Linked DNA regions of Mus musculus: all the other regions are linked to region 1. The links are chromatin loops, found by intact Hi-C in ENCODE. Cell type or tissue: heart. All regions are shown on one strand.

What was found. Peaks named below come from ENCODE experiments on the same cell type or tissue, not always from the same donor. Only the 100,000 strongest peaks of a DNase experiment are listed, where the experiment ranks them.
Region 2: it touches region 1 in a loop (2.1-fold over the local background); 3 of 42 quality-filtered maps call a loop at or near these places.
Region 3: a loop joins it to region 1, with 2.3 times the contacts of the local background. A loop is called at or near these places in 17 of 42 quality-filtered maps.

What each region holds. Positions count from the first base shown.
Region 1 is chr10:120,305,043-120,307,542 of GRCm38, reverse strand. No RefSeq gene overlaps it. Among named protein-coding and RNA genes, the nearest start is that of 1700006J14Rik, 58 kb to the left of the region's middle. In heart, a CTCF peak has its summit at 1,349; no DNase peak of the experiment used is centred here.
Region 2 is chr10:120,585,962-120,588,461 of GRCm38, reverse strand. No RefSeq gene overlaps it. Among named protein-coding and RNA genes, the nearest start is that of 4930471E19Rik, 49 kb to the left of the region's middle. In heart, a CTCF peak has its summit at 1,089 (motif pointing left); no DNase peak of the experiment used is centred here; H3K27ac peaks cover 394 bases.
Region 3 is chr10:120,875,256-120,877,755 of GRCm38, reverse strand. All of the region lies in intron 1 of Msrb3 (methionine sulfoxide reductase B3), which reads left to right. Among named protein-coding and RNA genes, the nearest start is that of Gm15910, 19 kb to the right of the region's middle. In heart, CTCF peaks have their summits at 1,353 (motif pointing right) and 1,891 (motif pointing right); DNase peaks (open chromatin) are centred at 985 and 1,365; H3K4me3 peaks cover 970 bases; H3K27ac peaks cover 2,172 bases.

The DNA of each region.
Region 1 (2,500 bases):
TGGACCCTCATCCTAGCTGCCTGGAAGCCCATCTTCTCCTGTTTGACTTCAGAACAAGATGTTGAACTCTCAGCTCCTCCTGCACCATGCCTGCCTGGATGCTGCCATGCCATGCCTTGATGATAATGAACGGAACCTCTGAACCTGTAAGCCAGCCCCAATTAAATGCTCTCCTTATAAGAGTTGCCTTGGACATGGTGTCTGTTCACAGCAGTAAAACCCTAAAACACTGCTGGAACCATTCACCACTGGAAATATTTACTGGTAGAGACTGTGGGAGAGCTGACTCGAAGAACTATCCCCCTTGTTGACAGAAAAGAGGAAACTCAATATGCACACTGGGAGATTTCAAATTCTGAGGAGCCCTGGGCAGCACAAACATCACGCTGGGTATTTTCTTACAACGTACTCATTGAAAGAATCAGAAATATATTACACTCAGAGAAATAGAGTCCTGGGTTGTCATGTGCACCCGACTTTCACTTCGGTAAGGGTGCTATGAGCTGCTTATATCGTAAACCACCATTGTGAACACCAACCGATGAGGGATCCCATGGTGGGATATTGCCAGTTAACACGTTGGCAGAAATGCCAGCAGACAGACAATTCTATGAGCTCACAAAACCATTAGCTTTCTCCTCTGGGCACATGAGAATGATACCCAGCAGTCCTCCTGCTTTCAGATGGCATCTTGTGACAACAGATGGCCAGCAGACACACATACATGCAGATACTTCCACCCTGGTCCTTAAAATGGCAGCTTCTCAATGTTGTTTGTTTGTTTGTTTTCTCTCTTGTTGCTGCACAGCTATCAATATGGCACTCCAGCATAGACTTGTAGGGAGGCCCTAGGCCATTGCAGAGCCGCTGGGAGAGAGAGGCAGGTCTGCTGAAGCCATCCTAATGAAGAGATTCGAGAGACCGAGGAAATGGCTGTGTAGATAAGATGCCAGTCACCGAGGCTGACAATCTGAGTTCGATGCCCAGTTCCTACATGGTAGAGAGAAAGAGCAGGCTCCTACAGGTTGTCCTCTGACGTGTGCACTGTTGCAAGTCCAGTGGTAGGGTCCCTCCCCACCCCCACCCCCCACCCCTGTGCATGTTCAACGCACTGGTTCACTTGCTATCTAAAGATCAATTTGCCAGAATGTTTTCAGGATCAAAAGTGCCTATCTATTCATTTTAAAAATGAGTTAACAATTCCCCCTGAAGTCATGTTAATACATAATAGAAGTTAGACTTGCCTAAAGTCTCACTTCGTCATACCCTGTGGTATCTTTATAAAAATTTAGATCTCTGCCTAACTTTGGAGGAGGAAACCAAGAAAATGATCCTACAGCGCCCCCCTTTGAGCACTGTGATGCCAAGACGGAGACATAGACACGACTTACTTTTGTGAATGCTCCTGGAAACTGGTCCTTGGACACCTAAGTGAAGAAATGTCTGTCACGCCAGGCTGCCTTTACCAAACAAGACTATACCCTATGAAGTGTTTCCATTGATTTAAGTGGAAAATAAAATTACAACAGTATCAAGCATGCTACAGTTTCAGGCTCTATACTGCTGGCTGAGAACTTAGCCCCTGTCCCAGAATTCTGCCCCAACTGGTACCAGAAAGAGAGAATTCCTACTATCTCTATGTAGCAGCCCATTCTGCTTAGCCCAGATCCCCACTGAAGGGTGGTGATGGGTACAAAAGGCTTCCAAAGGGAGAACTGGCAAGCAGGAAGCCTGTACCCTATTCCTTGAAAAGAAGAAAATACTGAAATTATTTATCAATACCATAGAATGGCCCATAAATCGACATAAAGACACTGTTGTGACCACTCATGTAAGAAAGTCAGTATGTATCAAGTACTTCAGTCAGAAACATTGTTTTTCATCAAACATCCAATAACATTGGCATTATGTAATATTTTGGCAGTTCACATTTACAATTCAGTACCACCGTGATTTTTTTGGTCTCAAGATATTTCCGAGGTGGTTAGAGTTCATTTGTGGATACCCGCAATGCAAAACCAAGATTGGTGGACTAGAGAGATGGCTCAGCAGTTAAGAGCCCTTGCTGTTCTTTCTAAAGACCTAAGTTTGGTTCTCAGCATCCAACTGGGCAGCTCACCTGTAATTCCACTTCCAAGGACTCTAACAGCCTCTTCTGGCCTCTCTACCCACCAGATAGGCATATGGTACAGATACATGCAGGTAAATACTCATAGCCATAAAAAACTATTTCTAAAAGCTCTGATGAAGCTCTATCATCAATGTACCTCCAGACCCATAATTATACCTCTGACTGTAACAGTTCCGCCAAGACCTCTGTGTGATGGATGTCTGTGTGTAAAGTCCCCTGATGCACCGCCCTTAGCAATGCCCAATGGCCTGCCCATACAGGGGAAGAAAGAGCTACTTGAAGACATCGTTAGGTGATCGCCTAAATTCATTTCAAGTTTGGAAACATATACCATTTAAGATACCAGAGTCACAAAGCAAGCTGTATGGC
Region 2 (2,500 bases), 280 kb before region 1:
AAACAGCGCACCCTTCTCCCTCCTTCCTGCCCTCCCGCTTCAAGTCACGTTCCATCTGGAATACTTTAGACCGTTCCCCAACATTTTACTTACTGAAAATAAAACCTGGAAATTTTGATCTGCTTGCCCTCTGTTTGGGACACTAAGAATTAAGCCTTAGTTCCCGTGATTTACTTAGAGAGTGAAAACTAATAAGAACTCAAATACTTTGTACATTATAGGCTCGAATATATCACCATACTCAACTTTGTTCTTGACAAATGACAGTTTCTACTTCACCCCTCCCCCCTCTTACCACCCACCCAGCTGGGTTCCATTTCTTCTGTTTTACCCAGTTCTTCAACATTCCGTGCAGTCAGAGCCTACTTTTCCAGATTAAACTCAAGAGTTACTCAAACAACCACAGGTTCTCTTTCACTTGAACTCAACATACCAACTTAGCACACAAGGCTCCAACAGTAGACTTTTATCTTTCTGAATGACTCTGAAATTATTACTTGCTATAAGGCACATCAGAGGCTGGAGAACACTGCTTCCTTTTAGAGTCTTGCAATAGGCTCTTTCTCTCTGCACTTGTCCCACACTTGTTCAGGAACAAGCTGCTTTGGCTCTGCTTCGAAGACAGCCTGTCTGTCTCCTGGCTTAGTTCTCCAGATCTCATGAAGAGAGAGATCTTCTCCAACTTGGTGCCAGGGCCTCTACTTCACACATTGCTCTTGAAGGCCACTCAAGAGAGCCAGTAATCTCACACGAGGGTCTCAGACAGGATAGGAATCAATGGGTTAGTTTCTAGGCAACCAAAAAACAAGTGAGGCACTAGGCTGTGGTGGCACATGCCTTTAATCCCAGCACTTGGGAGGCAGAGGCAGGCAGATTTCTGAGTTTGAGGCCAGCCTGGTCTACAGAGTGAGTTACAGGACAGCCAGGGCTACACAGAGAAATCCTGTTTCGAAAAACCAAATATAAATAAATAAACAAATAAAAATTAAAATAAAAAAGAAACAAGAGAAGCTGGTAGAAATCAGCCTATGGTAACACTACTAAAAGCATCCATCTTGTTGGTTCTCAGTAGTGGTGGTACTGCCCCCTAGAGGCCTTTTCAGAAATGCTTGGGTACACTAGCTTCCACACTTGCAAGGCATACTCCTTAGCCTTTCACAGAGTGGGATTGCTACATGCCTTAAAAGGCAGAGTAAATAAACTCTAAAAGGAGGTCAAATCTTCACTCTTTAGACAACCCCCCGGCCCCCGCAAACAGTCATATAAAAGAAAAATTGTCTGCAACTACTTGAGCCTAACCCTAAATGTTACTTCACATAGAGACACAAAGTATTTAAAACACTCTTAAAATATGCTGAAATTTCAGAGTAACAACCAACCAAAAAGCAAAAGAAAGATAGCTTGGCTTTGTTAAGATCCTTCCCAGTGAGACCCATTTGCATTTTGGAAAGTGATGCCCACAGCTACCAGGCTCCACTCAGTCTTGATTCAGCTGGACTGTAAAACCTATTTGTCTGCATCTGTAGATGTCACAGAAATACATCCTAAGAGAGATCTAAGGCTTGCGTGTCTTAAAAGATGGGACATTTTTCTTTGATATTTTGTTGCCTCCCTAATCCATGTCATAACATTGAGAATTATTTTGACATTACAGTTATAAACACGGACCAGCTCACTTGCAAGAGTATTTCCAGACTTGGAATTTATTTTTCATTGACATTTTTTCCATACTGGAATCAGAAGACTTCCATCTTCTGACTATCGGAGACCACGCTGCCCAGCATGTGGATGCTCTGCCAGCGATCAGTTCCTTTGGTCCTTGTACCCATGCCTACTCTCCTGTCTCATTTCACCAAGCATCTGGTACAGGATGACTTGTGGCCTCCTGGACTGCACTTACTCACTCTGAGTAAGTGCAAGCGTATAACCACTGTGTTGTGTCTTCAGTATCTCTCTGTCTGTGTATTTACATATGGAGGCACACGTGATTTTTATTACGTTGTTTTCTCTTGGTTGTCCCTCTTCTAACAGGTATTATGTTATAGGTGGATGACTTCGGTTACCTCTGCGCCTTATTTTAGGGTTCTGTTATCCTTCTGTTGTTGTGACAAATACCTAGGCAAAACCATTTACAGTCTATGGCTGTTTGGCTCCTGTGTTTCCAAGCCCAGAGTGAGGCAGAACACGGTGAAGTTTGCCCACTTTACTGAAGTTGGGAAGGAAAGTGGGGGGAGAGAAAAGGAAAGGGCCAGGTGTAATAAAGAGTAGACCCCTTTCCCAAGACCCAACCCCACTGGTACACTTTCTCCAATTAGGCTCCAGTTCCTAAGCTTTCTACAGTCTCCCAGGAGCTCACTAAATTATAACCCCACAAATGAATGAATGCATTCATGGAGTAAAAGTCCTGTGATCTAACCACCTCTTGAAGGCCCCGCCTCAGAACGATTCTGTGCTGGAGACCATTGTTCAGTATTTGAGTTTGGGGGCCGGGAGACCAGGT
Region 3 (2,500 bases), 570 kb before region 1:
GTGCATGAATGTGTATATGGTGTGTGAGTGCACATATGTCTGTGTATGTGTGTGTTGTGTGGTATGTGTGTATTTGCATGAGTGTGTGTGTATAGTGTGTGAGTGTGTATGTGTGGCATGTGTATAAGTGTGTGTCTGTGTCTGGTGTTGTGTGTGTTGTTATTGTTGTTGCTGGCTGCTTATTTTTAGGTTGAAAAAAAAATGGAACGGTTTCTATGATTGCTTAACCTTAGGGTTGGAGTAACTAAAGTTACTGGCAAATATGTTGTTTTTTCCTTGTATTTATTGATTGGCTACAATGCGAGCATCGTGTCTGTGTGCCCTTGTGTGCAGGCTCCCCTCTTGTGGAATCAGTAAGATGCTGCAGCGGATGTGGTTAGTGCTTGTGGAGCCATTTTGGGATAAAGGATTTCATTCATTCATTCATTCATTCATCCATCCATCCATCCATCCATCCATCCATTCATTCAACTTTTACCAACTTTGCCATGGAGTGACTGGCCGCTTTGCTTTCTGAAGGACTGGGGCAGAGTTACCTCTCTGTGGTGAAACAGCAATTGTCTGGTCTTCAGTGTCTTTATCTAGGAGGCAAGTCCTCTCCTGCCACCATAAGAGGAGCTTTGGGACAGTCAGTAACGAGGTGATTAATGGGAGAGCGACCGTAGGCTTTCTGTGACGTTCCATGACCTTGGCGGTGGACTTCTCATGTTTCTGGAATGCGTTTTCTGAAATAGGTACAGTAATCTTTAGCACCAGAATTCCTGTCCGTGAGGATTAAACATATATTATTTTAAATTGTATTGGGGGCGGGAGTAGGGGTAGATACGCATGAATTCAGGTGCTCCTGGGGCCAGGGGTACGTGATCGCCACGGAGGAGCGGCTGTTACAAGTAGTTGTGACGTGACTACTGGGAACTAATTTGGCTCCCCTAGAAGAAAAATGTTCCCTCTTCACTTCGGGGCTCTCTCCAGACCAAAGGAATTTTTAATATAGTAGAGGAGATTAAAATAGACTTTCTTCTGGCTCCATCACTTGCTGCCCTGGCACGTCAAACAAGTTCTTATCCGAACGGTAATTCTTGCTGGAACAAACTATTGCAGATACCAAGGGCTGCACATGCTGAAGGCTCCCTTCTTGTTTGCATTGCATACTCTCTGTGGGCCAGATGGGAGTTCTATTCCTTGTTCCCTTCCTCCGGGGTCATGGTTAACAGAGCTGCTCTGGACTAACCGTAGAGCTGGGATTATTACAGAAGAAAAGCAAACGTTGTATGGTTTCACACCAACAGCTAAGAGGCTCGGGAAAGCGCCACTTTGACCAACTCTGCAGCTTATGTATTGCTTGGAACGTGTCGTGTGGCCTCTCCACCACCAGGGGGCAGCAGGAGGAACCGCATTCCTAGCGTGGGAAGTGGAGAGCCAGAAATAACCAGAGAATAGCAAGCAGTAGGAGTAGCTACCTCGGAATCACACGTTCAGACTCACAGAGTTCGGACACTTGAATCCGGTTACTATTCATGGTAATATGAAATGCACGCGTGCAAATATTTAAATAACATGAAGTAGATTAGCTTATGAAGTTATAAAACGATAGGGAAGTTCCTGCGAATAAAAGCACACAGCACACACACAAGCAGATAGCACTGTTATCTAGAAACCTTTAGAAAACGAGGCACTGGGGGCTTTGAGGAAGGTCAGCTCTAGAGCTTTATAGCTCTCTGTCAGATTGCAAGCATCTGGAAGGTAAAGATTAAGTATGAGAGAGTAAGCAAACAGAAACCCAGAGGGAGTCGAAGGACCAGGCTGGGATAAAAGGAATAGTGTTTGAGATACAGACACGGTTTCTGCAAAGGGAGAAAGTGACCATCAGCCATAGGAGATGCCGCCAGGGGGCGCTGCGCCTCTGTTCCGTGGGATCTGTAGTGTTAATGTAGGGGTGCCATGTGCCTCTCTAATGACTGATATCACAAGCTCTATGTTTACGGAGGAGGCTTGCAAACCTCAGCGTAAAACACCTCATTGAAGCGTAGCGTGGTCAGTGAGGGTCTTAGTGTGATCTCAAGGACTCGAAAAGGAAAACCAGAACAGCAGAAAGAAACAATTGAAAAACCAGATCTAAACTGGGCCTGGCGAGGCCGAGGGGCACGAGGTGGAGGCCTGCCTGGGATATAGACTGTGCTAAAGGCCGGCAAGACCCCATTTCACATAAAAAGCGACAGAAATGCCTGGGATGAAGTGTGGTGACAGAGGGATTGTCTAGAAGGGGCAGGGCCCTAGGTTCAGTCTCCAGTCGTCCTCCCCCTGAAAGTATTTTTTTTTTTACATTAAAAATTAAACTGCTTTATGTGGGTTTTTCTGTCTTGTCGATGCTTTTTATATACCAAGAAAAGAAACAGGGCATCTGAGTTCAGATCGCTAAAACCCATGTGAAGACAAAGTGTAGCTGAAATACACATATAACACAGAACACATATAAACTGCGACATCAATGGCCCCGTTA